Regions from separate parts of the Homo sapiens genome. Here region 2 is linked to region 1. A link is a loop called in an ENCODE intact Hi-C map of the cell type or tissue named here. Cell type or tissue: PC-3. All regions are shown on one strand.

Region 1 (8,000 bases):
GGAGGTAGGGGTGAAGAGAAAAGCACGTGTCATGTCATGAAGGGCTTTGTATGCATGCCTTTTATCCTGAAGGTCTGAAGATATTTAATCAAAAGAGTGACAACACCAGAACTGGTTTAGGAAGAGAACTTTGACTATATGTCACTTTCTATCTTTATAATATCACATCTAACCAAGTTCTCTATTTGAACATAGAAAACAGCAAACCTCTCTCCTTCTTTCCCTTATTATGTTGGTAGAACTTCACCAACAATTCAGAATAACTGCTCTTGAGAAGGCTGTTTTCTCAAAACTCTCCAATAATGTAAGTTTGATTATTACCACCAAATTCCTTTCCTCCTCTTTTTCCTTTCCTCCTCTTTGGTTTCACAAAACAGAATGAAACAAAAATGAGCAGAACAAGAAAAATGTTGCTTTGGATGTGATGAATGATCACATTTAATATTGTTCTCTTGGAACATTTTTCTCTTTAGAAAAATATTATCAAATAGCTAACAAAACATGCAAAAAGGCAAAACCTATTAACTTAACTCAGTTTAATCACCTAATGCCTGTATACAGCTCACGCTTTTAATTGCATTACAACTTCACTCTTTCTACCTTGTTTCAAAACACAATATTTCTATGCCTTCTCTGGGTTTCAAAAACCACTCCTCAACTGCATTTTAGTGACTATACTTTTTATTTTTTGTGGGGGGATGGAGTCTCACTCTGTCTCCCGGGCTGGAGTACAGTGGTGCAGTAGCATGATCTCGACTCACTGCAACCTCCGCCTCCCGGGTTCAAGCAATTCTCCTGCCTCAGCTTCCCAAGTAGCTGGGACTACAGGCATGCACCACCACACCTGTCTAATTTTTGTATTTTTAGTAGAGACAGGATTTCACCATGTTGGTCAGGCTGGTCTCACTCTTGACCTCAGCTGATCCTCTTGCCTCAGCCTCTCAAAGTGCTGGAATTGCAGGCGTGAGCCACCACACCTGGCCAGTTTTGCTCTTTTGTATAAATCATGTGGACAAAGGAATACATAATGTACGTACATATATATTTCTTTAAATTTTAATAAAAACTATGAAGTAAACATCAGTGTATCCATCATCCAGTATAACATATGAAAGATTAAAAACAAGTTTGAAGCCCTTCTTACAGTTCTCTCCACATCCCTCTCCCTCTTCCCAGGAGCACTTAGGATTCTAATATTCTTGTAAATTACTCCTTTGTTTTCCGTGCAGTTATGATATTTAAGTGGGAATCTCTAAATACTATAGCTGAGTTTTGATTCTTTGGAACTTTGTATAAATAAAATAAAAATAGATTGTCTGCCATGCAGCTTCTATAAATCAAACAAAAGGATTTCTGTGAAGCTTAAGGGCACTGTCCCTCAGCTGTCTAGCAGGAGCCCAAGGTAGAGAAGGGGTACTCTTAAAGAGACTTGTGGTGTAAGTTTGTCTAACGAATATATGGAAAAGTCCAGCAAAATTCTCAGAAGGGTTACATTTCCAGCATCATTGCCAGCTGGGCCTGAGGAGAAAAATAATAGTATGGAGTTAGGAGAGGCCATTGAACCCCCAGAGTTTTACCAGCAAGAAGAAGACTGAGAGAACTGCTCAGCTACAGGCATGTGCTGCCTGTTTGTAAAAATAAAATTATGGGGGTGGAAATAAGAGCCCGAAGAGAGGAGCAGGGAGCCACAGTGAATTCTTCCCAGACTTTGAGAGCTAATAGAGTACTTTCCAATTTGCCTGGCTGGATTTCAGAATTTTTATGGACTCCTTAGAGGCTCCCATTTTATCTCTTTTGAACATGAATGTTTATAGTAGCTATACTATGCCTTCCCCCCATCATATTAATATGTTAGGGGTGAGGGTGGAAGACAACCTCTCAGTTTTGTTTCACATATCTGTAGATCAGGAGAAACTGTATGTGGGGAGCTGTACCCAAGGAATCACATCAATGAGCCTCATCTACTCCTGGTCCAGGTTTAGATGGCAAGATCCTGGGCTTTAAGGCAATGGTATAACAGAATGAAATATGACCTATGGTGTGTAGTGAATGTAGTTCATGTCCTGGGAGCCACAGGACAGTCTGTGGTAGGCAGCTGCCAAAAAGATCTCTGATGAGACTTGCTTTTTAGTTCTCATACCCTTGTGTAATCACGTTGAGTATGAGATGGACTTAGTGACTTTCTTCTAATAAATATGGTAGACATAATGGACTGTCATTGTCAAGATTAGGCTATAAAATAATTGTGGTTTCCATCTTAAGTTGGTTTGCTCACTCTCTCTCGCTCGCTCTCTCTCGTCATTTGCCCTCTGGAAAGAAAATTGCCCGTGGAGAGGCCCACATGCTGAGGAACCAAAGCCTGCCAATAACTAGGTAAGTAAGCATGGAAGTAGATTGCCCCCCTTCAGTTTGAGATGAGACCACTGTCCCAACCAACAACTTGAATGCAGCCTCATGAAAGACCTTGTGCCAGAAGTACTCAGCTAAACTTCTCCCGTGTTCCTGATCCACATAAAGTGAAAGACACTAAATGTTTGTTATTTTAAGTTGCTGAGTTTGGAGTTAATCTGTACTGTATCAATAAATAACTAATACAGACTTTGTTGAAAGCAATACAAAACAAATATATATTTACCTCAGATCCTTGATTACCTGATTTCTTAGTCTGCATGGTTTATAAGCCAAGACTAATTAATTCTGTCAAAAATAATTCCAAAGTTTCTGAACCAGTAGGTCTGAATAGCCAGACTATACAAAATGTATATCCTCCGTGATAACTGCTTAAAGTGAGTATAGCAGTATAAAGTGATTATAATACCTTATGTTTACATAGGTTTTTGTTTACAGACCAGTTTCACATAAATGGCCCATTTTTATTCTCAGAAATCAGTCTATGAACTTAGCTATTACAATTTCAGTTTTAAAGATGAATAAAGTAGATAGCAGAAAAGTTAGAGACAAGCACATACTCATTTTCTAATAAATAACAAAACAGGCCTTAAATGTTTGCCTTGTAACTCCACCATCTACCCTCAGCACTGTTTTGGAGTTGTTCTGGTTTGATGGCAGTCTGCAGTTGTATAGACCTAGAAGAATAATTTTTAAGTGCCAGACACTGCTTAGCATCTTATAAATTACAACTTAGCTCTAAGAATATACTGGCTTACTCAGATTAAAATAGCTGATAACTAAATGATTCTATTACATAAAAACAAAATAAGCAGGCTTTACTAATAGACCTAATCATTATTAGATGAGCACTATTTTTCACTATCAATAGCCTTGATATAAAGAAAGCAACTTAAATTCAGAGCCAAGTTTTGCCTCTGACTATAAAATTGGAGGCTCTTAAATATATGATAAAAAAAATCTGATTGCATCTTCTCTCATTTTTTTGCCACTACTGTCATTCTAAAATATTCAGGGCTCCAATTTTCCTCAACTTTGCAGAAAGCATTGAAAGTAATTTTGTGGAAAGAAAGCAAAATGTGGCAGATTATCTCTATTACATACATCAAAAAATATAGCATTCTATTCTCAAGTTAAAATATACCAAAGAGACCCTGTGGTTTTTGTGTAGGAAGAGATTGAAAGAAAATCAACTGAACATACCTCAAAACAAAAAAAAACAAAACAAAAAAAAAAAAAAAAAAGGGAGGTGGGGCCTTCTCAACAATGCTTTCTAAATACGCTGTTAAGTTTTTAGACTCCCAGTGGTTTCAGAAGACAGGTAAGCAAAAACTTTTTATATTTAATTTATATTTCCCATCCATCAAAGATTGCTTTTTAAATTTGTTTTTTATGGCTTTGTCAGCAGCCATTTTTCAATAGAGGTATAAATGTAACTTGAATTTTTAATGATAAACTGATAAAAGTCATTTTCATAAAACAAAAAATCGCTATTTCAAATCTTTTAAGGTATCTTTTTAAGTTTTTTGAATTGGAGTTCACATTTACAAAAGGTTTCAGATGGCTAGTGGAAACTTGAAAATTCATTCAGTAAAGAGATTTCTGCTTCTATGGCACTTTTAATGAACTAATGTATGCATTTTTTTTGAGTATTTTACAAAGAAAGATATTTGCATAAAAATAGAATTTGCATTTTTAAGAGATCATCTGTTCCTTATTCTTCTTTACTCAAAATCATAATGTTATCTTTACAACATCATAATCCTTTCCACAGGGACAAAATCTGATGTCATAAACGACCATTATGATTTCAAGTGTGCAATAAGCACAGACAGAAAATACACTTTTTATTTTTGTAAAAGAAAAAAAACTTCATTTACAAAAACAAAATTCACAGCATTTGACAAAACAGTCAACATTTTACACCTGTTGTTTTTTTCAGCAGATCTCCAGCACATTTTACACTTCTAAAGGCAATCTGTAATGTCTACTTAAATGGATAATAACTTGATTTTAGCATCTTACAAGAAAGAGCCTTAATTCTCGGTGTTCTAACAAAATTATCTTTATCATTCAGAGCAAAAAAGAGGAATTTAATTCCTAGGAAAAAAAATCTGAAGCTTTAAAGGTTCATATAGTCAGTTAATTACAATTTTGAGTCATATGGACTGGATGAGATTTTTCTACACATCTTTGTAAAACACGCATCAAATCATATCAGTACCTTTTTTAAAACTCTTCAATACCTTCCCCAGCACCCTCAAGACAAAGTCTGAATTTTTCTGCATGACAGGCACATGTGCACCTTCACATTTTGGTCTCTGAGTGTCTAGAATCATCTCACCTCTGTCCTCCTTCCCCTCCAACCTCTTTCCCTATCCACACACTGACTCACAGTTTTTTAACACTATGAACTCTCCCATATTTTCAATAGCTTGTAAAACATTTATTATTTCATAAATCGTTCTTTCCCTAGCTTTACTTTGTTCACCTTGTAAACACCTTCTAAAACTTTGTGAGAATGCCATCTTTCCCCTGAAGCATTTCCTGATCCTCAGCCAGAATGTGTTATTCCCTCCTCTGGAGTCCCAGAATTTTGTTCTGTCATAGTACTTAAGAAACAATGTTTTCATTATGAAACAGTTTGGCTCTGTGTCCCCACCGAAATCTCATCTTGAACTGTAATCCCCATGTGTTGAGGGAGGGGCCTGGTAGGAAGTGATTGGACCATGAAGGCAGTTTCCCCCATGCTATTCTCATGATAGTGAGTGAGTTCTCAGGGGATCTGATGGTGTTAAGTGGTGGTTTCCCCTGCACTTCTCTCTCACCTGCCATCATGTAAGAGGTGCCTGCATCCCCTTGCCTTCCACCATGATAATGTTTTCCTGAGGCCTCCCCAGCCACGCAGAACTATGAGTCAATTAAACCTCTTTTGTTTTATGAAATTACCCAGTCTCAGATAGCATTTTTATAGCAGTGTGAAAACGGATTAATGCAAATTACTTGTTTTTCTACTTACCTCTCCCTACTAGAAAGTGAGTTCCTTGAGGTCTGTGTCATCAGGACATAGCAAATGGAAGATAATAGAGATTTTTATTAACTGAGTGGATAAAGGAAGGCAAGGAGAAAAGATGGAATGTCTGATGCCATGATGGAATATATCTAATTATTTCTAACTGGAGATCGAAGCTGACCTATACTCCAAATTTTGATACAGAGTTAAGGAAGAAATTATGCTTGATAATTTTGTATTTTTTTCTTAAATAAGCATTAAAATGATGACTTTACATGTCTTGTAAAAGAGAAAGAGTATGTAAAGTTCCTCAACAGGAGAGAAAACATTATCATAGCTAACATGTAACATTAATGTGCCAGATATAATCATTTTATGTGCCAGATATAATCAGTATGACCTCATTTAATTGTCACAGAGGTAGATTATCACAAGTCCTATTTCCCAGGTAATAAATCAATGCACAGAAAAGCACCATAGCTAATAATTAGGAAGAAACTGGAACTAGAACCTAGATCTGTCTTGAGTCCAAGTTCTCAAAGTTATACTAGAAGCCCCAGATAAGCTAAAAAATAAAAAGCATAATCTATAGTTTATATATAATAGAAATGACTTCATGAATATTGCATTATAAAAGTGAAAAAATAAAAGTTTCCCAAACATGGGCCATCCAAGCCACATATTTCTTTGATAAATTGGAAAGACCTATAGGAGGTGGCAGGCAGCAAGATAGACTGCACTTATACCTTTGATTATAGTGTTATCTAAAACAAGTCTTTCAGTATTCTAAGTATTCCCATGAAAAAAAATGTGCATAGTATTTGCTACCTAACCAATCTCATAGAAATATTGTGTAAAATACTGAGTTCATTTTCATAAAACTTTTTAGATATTCAGATTAAATACTTACTTCGGATATATATAAACTATTATTAGCAATAACACTATTTTGTCTTTCAAAAAAAAAATCTGCTACTTTAATAGGGGATTAAATCCTACTGATTACTTCCCCACAATTCCATTCAGGTGAATATATCTTCTAAATGACTTGCACATAGACAAACCTTCTAAAATTCATCTCAAATTTATGCATCTGTGACATATATAAACAGACACAATAACTGCCATTAGATGACAGCCTTAAACGCTACTCAGAAATGCCCTGCACATAAATATCCTCCAGGTGGATAAATGGCTTTTGCAAAATTTCTTTTTTTAGCAGGAAAACTACAGAGCTTATTTTTCCTTGTTGTGCTTCTAGTGTGCAAGCGTGAAGGAAACTATAAACATGCTCTATCCCCGTGGTCTCAAAGAGTGCTCTCCATATTACCAGCATCAGCATGGCCTGGGAACCTGGTAGAAATTCAACTTCTTGGGCCTCTTCAAACCTTCTGAGTCAGAAACTAAGGAGTGAGACCTATCAATCTGTGTTTTAACAAGCTCTCCAGGTGGTTCTGACAGCCTCCACAGTTCAGGAACCATTGGCCTACCACCATTCTTGTTTCACTGGTGAGAAAATTGAAGCACTGAGTTAAATAATTATTCAAATTATTCAAGTCTAAACAAAATAATTTTGTGTAAGAAGCCAGTAGGTTCTCTCTTTCCTCATTTTCCCCTCGTTGATTACCATTGAAATCACATTTCTAGGGTCACAATACAGAAATGCCAGTGTTGGTTTTCTGAATCCAATGTTTTCAAGACTTAAGGTCTAGATATACAGATGGAAAACAATACCTTTGAGCACTTTATTCCACAGTTAAGACTAGCGGAGCTTTTCTGAGACTGGTGTAAGTGCATCCTTGAGTAGAGAGGCAGCAGGCTTGCTCAGTTGCTCACTTCGTGGAGCTTATCTTTTCAAGCGGATATTTTTAAGCGTGGAGAGAACAAGTGATGCATAACAACTCTGAGCAATTAGAAGACATGAGAGAGGGCTAAATGGCCAACTAAATGCAGCCAGGTGGAACAGCTGCCACCAGGGTACCAAGAGGACTGGCATACTCCTAATAGATTTTCAGAGGGAAGGCATGGAGAGTGCACGGAGTGAACACGCAGAAGCTGAGGTGAAGGGGAAGAAGCTGGGAATCATGCACAGGGCTGCTGTGCACCAGGACTCGTTCTTAGCCCCCAAAGACTCTGGGGTAAGTGGTGAGTTGAACTAGCAAGGAGAAACCCGCTCTTGCCACAGGCCTCTGGAACTACAGCAGGAGGAGACCGCTCGATCACCATGGACACTTGACTTGGCAGGGAGAGCTGCTTAGAGAAGTGATAGGGGCAGCAAGCCAGCTGATATGGAGCCCAGAGGGTTTGGTGTGGGGGAATCTATAGTGAAGCATAGCCAGGAACAGTCATCTCCCTGGGCTCGACTTGCACCCATAGGAGACTTTAGCCCTATGGGAACTGTCAGACATAAATTCCGCAGTCTTGCCCATCAGACCTGGCTGGTCTGACTTGAGCACCCCTTGGTCTGATGGCCTTTTCTAGGGCCTCAGCCTGGCCATGCCTGCCTGTAGGACCGCCTCAGGTGCCCTGGGGACCTGCATCATAGCTACTGTGCTGGCAGACCATGCCTAACTGGTGA
Region 2 (8,000 bases), 84 kb before region 1:
TTCTTTACACCAATAGTGAACAATCTAAAAAAGAAATCAAGAAATGAACCCCATTTACAATAGCTACAAAAATGAAGAGTCCTAGGAATAAATTTAAGCAAGGAAATAAAAGATATCTACAATGAAAACTATAAAATGTTAGTGAAAGGAATTGAAGACACACACAAAAATGGAAAGATATCCAGTGTTCATGAGTTGGAGGAATTAACATTCTTAAAATGTTTCTACTACCAAAAGCAATCTACAGGTTAATTGTAACCCCTATTAAAATACCAGTGACTTTCTTCACAGAAATAGAAAAAATAATTCTAAATGCGTAAGAAACAAAAAAGATCCCAAAGAGCCAACATATTACCTGACTTCAAAATAAACTACAAAGATACAGTAACCAAAATAGCACAATACTGTCATAAAAATAGACACATAGACCAATGGAACAGAATAGAGAACCCAGAAATAAGTCCATGCACTTACATTCAACTGATTTTTGACAAAGGTGATAAGAACACAAATTAAGGAAAGGACAGCCTCTGTAATACATGGTACTGAGATAACTGGATACACACAGGCAGAAAATTCAAGCTATACCCTTATCTCTTACTATACAAAAATCAACCAAAAATGGATTAAAGACTTACAAGTAACACTTGCAAGGATAAAACTACTAGAAGAAAACATAAGGGAAATGTTTCCTGGCATTGGTATGGGCAAGGATTTTTTTTGATATGACCTCAAAAGTACAGGCAAAAAAAGCAAAAACAGATAAATGGGGCTACCTCAAACTACAAAGCTCAGCACAACAAAGGAAACCATCAATAGAGTGAAGAAACAACCTACAGAATGGAAGAAAGTATTTGTAAACTATGCATCTGATACAGGTTTATTATTCAGAACACATAAAGAACTCAAACAACTTAATAGCAAATCATCATCATCATCAACTGATTTAAAATGGGCAAAAGACCTTATAGACATTTCTCAAAAGGAGACATAGAAATGTCCAACAGGTATATGAAAAAATGCTCAACATCACTAACCATCAGGGAAATGCAAATTGAAACCACAATGAGATATCACCTCACATTTGTTAGGATGCTGATTATCAAAAAGACAGAGATAGCAAGTACTTGTGAGAGTGTGGAGGAAAAGGGAACTTTGTATTTCATTGGTGGGAGGACACGTTGGTACAGCTGTCATGGAAAACAGTAGGAGATTCCTCAAAAAATTTAAAAAATAAAACTATGATATGATCCAGTAATCCCACTACTGGGTATATATGCAAAGGATATAAAATCAGTATGTCAAAGAGATATCTGTACTCCCACATTTATTGCAGCTCTATTCACAATAACCAAGATATGAATCTACCTAAGTGTCCATCAACAGATGAACAAATACAGAAAATGTAGCCTGTATTCACAATGGAGTACTATTCAGTCTTTAAAAAAGAATGCAATCCTGTCACTTATAACAACATGGATGAGCCTGGAGGACATTATGTTAAGTGAAATGAGCCAGGCACAGAAAGATAATGATCTCACTCAAATGTGGAATCTAAAAGAATTGACTTCATAGTAGATAGCAGAACAGTAGTTACCAGAGGCAGGGGAGGAAAGGAAGGAAAGGTAATAGGCAGAGATTAGTCAATGAGTACAAAGTTACAGTTAGGAAGAAAAAATGCTGATTTTCTATTGCACAGCTGGGTCACTATGATTAACAATACTATATTATATATTTTAAAATAGCTAGAAAATAGATTGTATTAGTTCGTTCTCACACTGCTAATAAAGACATACCCAAGACTGGGTAATTTATTAAGGAAAGAGCTTTAATTGACTCACAGTTTAGCAGGGCTGGGGAGGCCTCAAGAAACTTACAGTCATGGTGGAAGGGGAAGCAAACACATCCTTCTTCACATGGTGGCAGGAGAGAGAATGAGAACTGAACAAAGTGGGGAGCCCCTTATAAAACCATCAGATTTCATGAGAACTTACCGTCATGAGAACAACATGGGGAAAACCACCCCCATGATTCGATTACCTCCCACCAGGTCCCTCCCATGATACATGGGGATTATGGGAACAACAATTCAAGATGAGATTTGGGCAGGGACATAGCCAAACCATATCAGAAGTTTTGAATGTTATCACTACAAAGAGACATTAAATGCATGAGGTGATGGATATGCTAAATATCCTGATTTGATCTTTACACAATGTATACATATACGGAAATATCACACTGTACCACATAAACATGTACAATTATTATGTGTCAACTCTAAAAACTCTCATTACTATATGCTTTTCATAGAATATTTATGATGAGCATTTTAAGCCTTGATGTCTTGATGTTTTCCATGAAGACTTGACTTTGACATGTTGATAGTCTCTTCTAGATCTGAAATTGTGAATTTTACTACGGGTGATTTTAGAAATCATGAACCTCTTGCTAACTGATGTTTCAAATTTTTAATTTGCTTTATATAGGAAAAAGTCTCTAGTTGATTGCAATAGCTTCAGATACATCAAGGAACCCTTGTGAAAAAGGTTAAAAATTATACAAATCATTTAAAACTCAGAGACTTAACGTATCTTAAATATTAAATAAATGCAAAATGGATAAATTAACACAGTAACTTGTATAGAGACTCTTGAAACGCTTGAAAGAGATTTTAAGATGGCCTAACATAATGGAGGACCAATTCATTCCCTATCCCTCAATGATTTCACCATACATATTCTTGCCCTTGGAGCCTCTAGGACCAACTACGTTTCATTTCATATATTAATTAAATGATTTCTGAAACTATATATCTCCCATATCATATGTCCTGGTATCTACAAACCATAGTCTATGAAACTTAAACCATTGTTTTATCATCGAAACCTTTGTTTTCACTTGCCCAATATGCTTACTGTTACAGGATTACTCCATTTACACAGGATGAAACATGTGTCATACATATTTTTTAGCCACTTTCACTCTTCATTACCTTTTCAAGTCTTTGTTTTCTATCATTTTGGAAGCTATAAAAGTGAATCATAAGCTGACCTGCTTTTTAATCATAAAATAGCTATGATTTGGATAGCATCAAACTGTTTCAAATTCCAACCTCACCCTAAAAAGTACACATTATCTTCTATTTAATTAAGATACTAAAACACATAGAATTTGTCACCCCTTCTCATGGGCCCCCTTCCCAAATTCTTTAGCTATTAAGTGGCTTAGCTGGGATTTGGACCAAGGTCTGTCCAACTCCACAGTCCCTGACGTATCCAAAAGAACTGCCATCTATACATAAATACAACAATGACAAAAGTCATTTTCTCTAAGTGCTCTGATATGATCATTCCCTGTCATAGTAATTCATTTTACTTTCAATCATCATTTACCTATGTTTTACTCTCCCCAAGTTGCACTACTCTTACTTAAGTGTGTTTATATAGTTTTGTAGTCTTTACTAGTATCAAGTAAACCTATGTCATTAATTGATTTAACAATGAGTATTAATCTATGTGCTGAGTTCATCCATTACTATTCTTGGTTTCTTTTATTCATAACTTGATTTAAGTTTTTATTTACCCTTTTATGAAACTTTTCTTAATATATTCTAACAAGCTTCAAGTTCATCTATTCTAAACACTCAAAAACCATTTGGATTCAGGAACATAATCTCTGTACAGTTGCAATTGTTTTATACATGTTTGTTCACTTGTATTAATTCTTGCTCCCTTGTTCTCCAGTATTGCTATGTGCATGGAATTTTCCAGAGAACTTGGTGGAGTGGCCCATCAATGAATGCATATGCTTGGCTCTTGCTATATGCTCTGAACATGGTAAAAATCAGGTGTACTCGTCAGGGTTCTCTAGAAGGACAGAACTAATAGGATATATGTATATGTGAAGAGGAGTTTATTAAGGAGAATTGCCTCACATAATCACAAGGTAAAGTCCCATGATGGGCTGTCTGCAAGTTGAGGAGCAAGGAAGCCAGTAGTGAATTGGTCCAAGTCCCAAAACCTCAAAAGTAGAGAAGTCGAGAGTGCAGCTTTCAGTCTGTGGCCAAAGGCCTGAGAGTCCCTGGCAAACCACTGGTGTAAGTCCAAGAGTCCGAAGACGAAGAACTTACAGTCTGATGTTCAACAGCAGGAAGCATCCATCACAGGACAAAGTTGAAGGCTGGAAGACTCAGCAAGTCTGCTGATGCCACCTTCTTCTGTCTGCTTTTTCTAGCCCTAGCCCTAGCCCTAGCAGCAGAGTGGATGGTGCCCACCCAGATTAAGGGTGGGTCTGCCTCTCTTAGTCTACTGACTCAAATGTTAATCTCCTTTTGCAACATCCTCACAGACACACCCAGGAACAATGCTTTGCATCCTTCAATCCAATCAGGTTGACACTTAATATTAACCATAACATCAGGGAAGCCATAAATGCTGAGGATGGTTAAGCAAAGAAAAAAAAATGGTTTATCTTCAAACTTTAATTACCTGTCCAAAATGAGAAGGTAATATATCAGAATACAAAAAGATAGGGTCTCAAACAATTACAGTCTACCTTCTAGTAAGTCACAGATTGCACTGCACCCTTGAGGTGGGGTTGAAGGATTACAATACTAAAATTTAATTTCCTATAGTAATATCCTATAGTACACATGAGACAAAGAAAATTGGCACAGAATTAAAATATGACAAAGTTGGCTAACTCTTGGGAGGCTTTCAAAAAATGTTTATTTATCGAAAAAATGCCTAAAACATTGTTACTTTTTTAGTTTTAATGCTGTTATTCTATTTATACAGAAGTGAGATGGAGTTAAGGTGAAGGGAATTTTGTTCTCTGTAAACCATCCATCCACTTTATCACAAAGTTGTACTATGTAAATAAGTCAGAAATCCAAACTTAACAATTTGGTCATAAAAACCACCAAAAAATTTTTTAATGTCATTGTTTTAGTTCATTTGGGCTGCTATAACCAAATACCTTAGACCGGGTAGCTTCTAAGCAACAGAAATTTATTTCTCACTATTCTGGAAGTTGGGAAGTCCAAAATTCAGGCACTGGCAGGTTCAGTACCTTGTGAGGTTCTAATTCTAGCTGTGTCTTGACAAGGTGAAAAGAAAAAGGCAGCTCTCTGGGGCCTCTTTTACAGAGCATGGATCCCATTAATGAGGGTTCCACTCTCATGATCTAATTGCCTCCCAATATTCCACCGCTAACACCATCACGTCGGCGATTAGGTTTCAACATACGAATTTTGGAAGGACACATTCAGACCATGGCAGACATATAATAAAATAGCATATTCTATATATCTTCTTTATTAACATTGTATTTATTTACAAGGCAAATATAATATTCTGGTTTTATTAAATACTAGTGAATTCACCAAAATATCAATAAATTATATAATTGAAAGTAATAACTGATTTCCTCAATTTTATTGATAAGCATTGAAAATAAATATATTAATGCATTTTAAATATTAAAACTTCAGTAACTGTGTGGTGTTTTGCCCAACCTGCAACAAATCTTTTTGTTATGTTACTTTTAAGCAAAGATTACAATTTCCAAAGACAAAAAACTTGTTACATATTGTTAAACCTGTTTCCTCCCAAAATTACCAAAAAATAAAAATAAAACAATTTTAATGTGCAAAACTGAAAAGTAGCTACTTGTGCAGTTATTACAAAACTTTATTTCAAACGAAAGTTTTAACCCTTTCTATTGCTAAAACTGATAATTTATTATGTGCTTCCTAATTTATTTTCCTTAGTGCACTCTTTAAAACTCAGCATAATATCTTTAACACAGTAATCATTTTTCTTTACAATGACAAAGCTAAAATCTGCTCAAATGTAGGGCTAATTCTTTTATTTTTCTCTTTGGTGAATAATTAGTAAGCACCAGGCCCTGAGCTAGGCAAAATGGTTACAAAATTCACAGTCACCAAAGGATTCCATTTATTAAATAAAGTTTCTTGATTACGAACTGTCCTCTGATTGCAAACACTGACTTTTCTGAAATTTTATTACATTTAGTCAAAATAGTTTCAGATCAGAATCTATAACGTTCAAACAAGAATCATTCAAAATTCTCTTTAATGGGCATATCAGCTTGGATGGTTATAGATTCATCTATTCTTATTCTGTTGGCAAGTTGTATTAATAATTCTCTTAAAAATTGGTAATGATGACTGAGACCCTAAAATATGACCCATCCAATAGCCCTAATAATGCATTTCTTTAGACAGGACCTGCCTGTACCATGAGTGTATGGTCGAAAACAGGGATGCACCAGTAATCACAGTGGGAAAACTGCTAAAGGAATGATTAAAGGACCTTGTTAATCACAACTTGAGTAATTTATCATAGCAGTAGACAGTTTAGGAAGTATAGTCCAGGACAACAACCTTGCACACAGCAATTAGAAGTAGAATAGCATGAAGGAACTCAGAACATTTCAGTGAAGAAAAATGTGTAAAAGAAAACGTCTTAAGTGTTGACTTAAGTCATAATGACTGTGAATATACATATGAGATACTGAGGTCTAAACAAGGATGAACCTGCATTGACTTTGCCTTAGATAATCAAGTGTTCTTAACCACTGTTTTTAGACTTAGGAAAAATTAGAAATTCTAGTATTATAAAAAAGTTCTCCTCTTTAACTATGACACTTTTTTTGCTTGCTTATTGACTGATTAAAACGTCGTGCATTCACATGCCTCAAAATTCCAAAAGTGCAGAGAATAGAGTAATAAATTTTCCTTAACTCCTATCTTGCCACCTAGTTCTCCTCTTCAGAGGCAACTAATAACAATATCATATATAATGCTCAATGCATATATGAGCAAATATATTCCTTCCTTTTACACAAATGATATTCTATTTACCTGGGAGCTTATTTTCCAAGGAAAAAAATACCATGGAACTTATCCCCTAACAGCAATAAATTTACTTTCTCTTTTCAGTAGATAGTATTCTATTGAATGGATGTATCATAATTTATTTGACCAGCTCTATGTTGATAGACATTTAGTTTGTTTTCAGTCTTTTGCTATTTCAAACAATGCTGCAATGACTTGTATTATACATGTCATTTTGTACATAGGTAAGTAATCTCTAAGATAAATTCCCAGAAGTAGAGTTACTAATTTTAAGAGTATGTGTGTTTGTAACTTTGATAAATGTTGCTAAATTACCCTACATAGATTTTTTTAAATGCCTCTTTCACACACACTCACTAATGCTCAGTGTTACCAAGCTTTGTGATCTTTTCCAATTTAATGGGTCAATCAAGATATTTCAGTATAACTTTCATTTGTATTTCTCATTATGAATGAGATTTATACCTTTCCATGTATATTTTAGAGCCATTTATATTTCCTTTCATGTAAACTGGTCATAATCTTTGCTCATTTATCTTTTGGATTACTGGTCTATCTAGAGTTTTTTATATAAGATTCTTTATATTAAAAAATCTTATGTATCTGTTCTTTACAGATACATAAAAGTTGGCACTTTGTGATATGAATTGCAAATATTTTCCTAGTATTTTCAGAGTTAATGAACATTAAAAATTATTTACTGCTTTTATATTTGAATGAAAATTTGGATGATATAAGATACTTGGGTCATACTTTCTTTTCTTGAAAATTTTAGAGACATTTCTCCACTGTCCTCTAGAATTAAATACTACTGTTGAGAAGTCTGATGTCAGCCTGTTTTGTTTTTACTCTCTAGAGATGAATTATTGCTTTTGCCTGATTGTCCAAAGGATTCTTTCTTTATCTTCAAAGTTCAGCAGTTGTATTAGGATATGTCTCCGTGTTGATCATAACATGTTAATTTTTCCTAAGACCTGACATGCCATTTCAAAGTTAATATTTTCTTCAATCATATTTCAAGTATTTATTCTCATCTATTATATAGGAATTTCCAATAAGTGTAGGTTAGATCTCCTTTGTCTGTCTCCCTAGATATCATTTTATCTCTAATCATTTT

What was found. A loop is a pair of places that touch in the nucleus more often than their neighbours do. Peaks named below come from ENCODE experiments on the same cell type or tissue, not always from the same donor. Only the 100,000 strongest peaks of a DNase experiment are listed, where the experiment ranks them.
Region 2: it touches region 1 in a loop (9-fold over the local background); 1 of 110 quality-filtered maps calls a loop at or near these places.

Annotation. Positions count from the first base shown.
Region 1 is chr13:60,870,103-60,878,102 of GRCh38, reverse strand. No RefSeq gene overlaps it. Among named protein-coding and RNA genes, the nearest start is that of LINC01442, 43 kb to the left of the region's middle. In PC-3, no CTCF peak of the experiment used is centred here; no DNase peak of the experiment used is centred here; H3K27ac peaks cover 1,505 bases.
Region 2 is chr13:60,954,595-60,962,594 of GRCh38, reverse strand. No RefSeq gene overlaps it. Among named protein-coding and RNA genes, the nearest start is that of LINC01442, 42 kb to the right of the region's middle. In PC-3, a CTCF peak has its summit at 4,579; a DNase peak (open chromatin) is centred at 3,084; H3K27ac peaks cover 1,355 bases.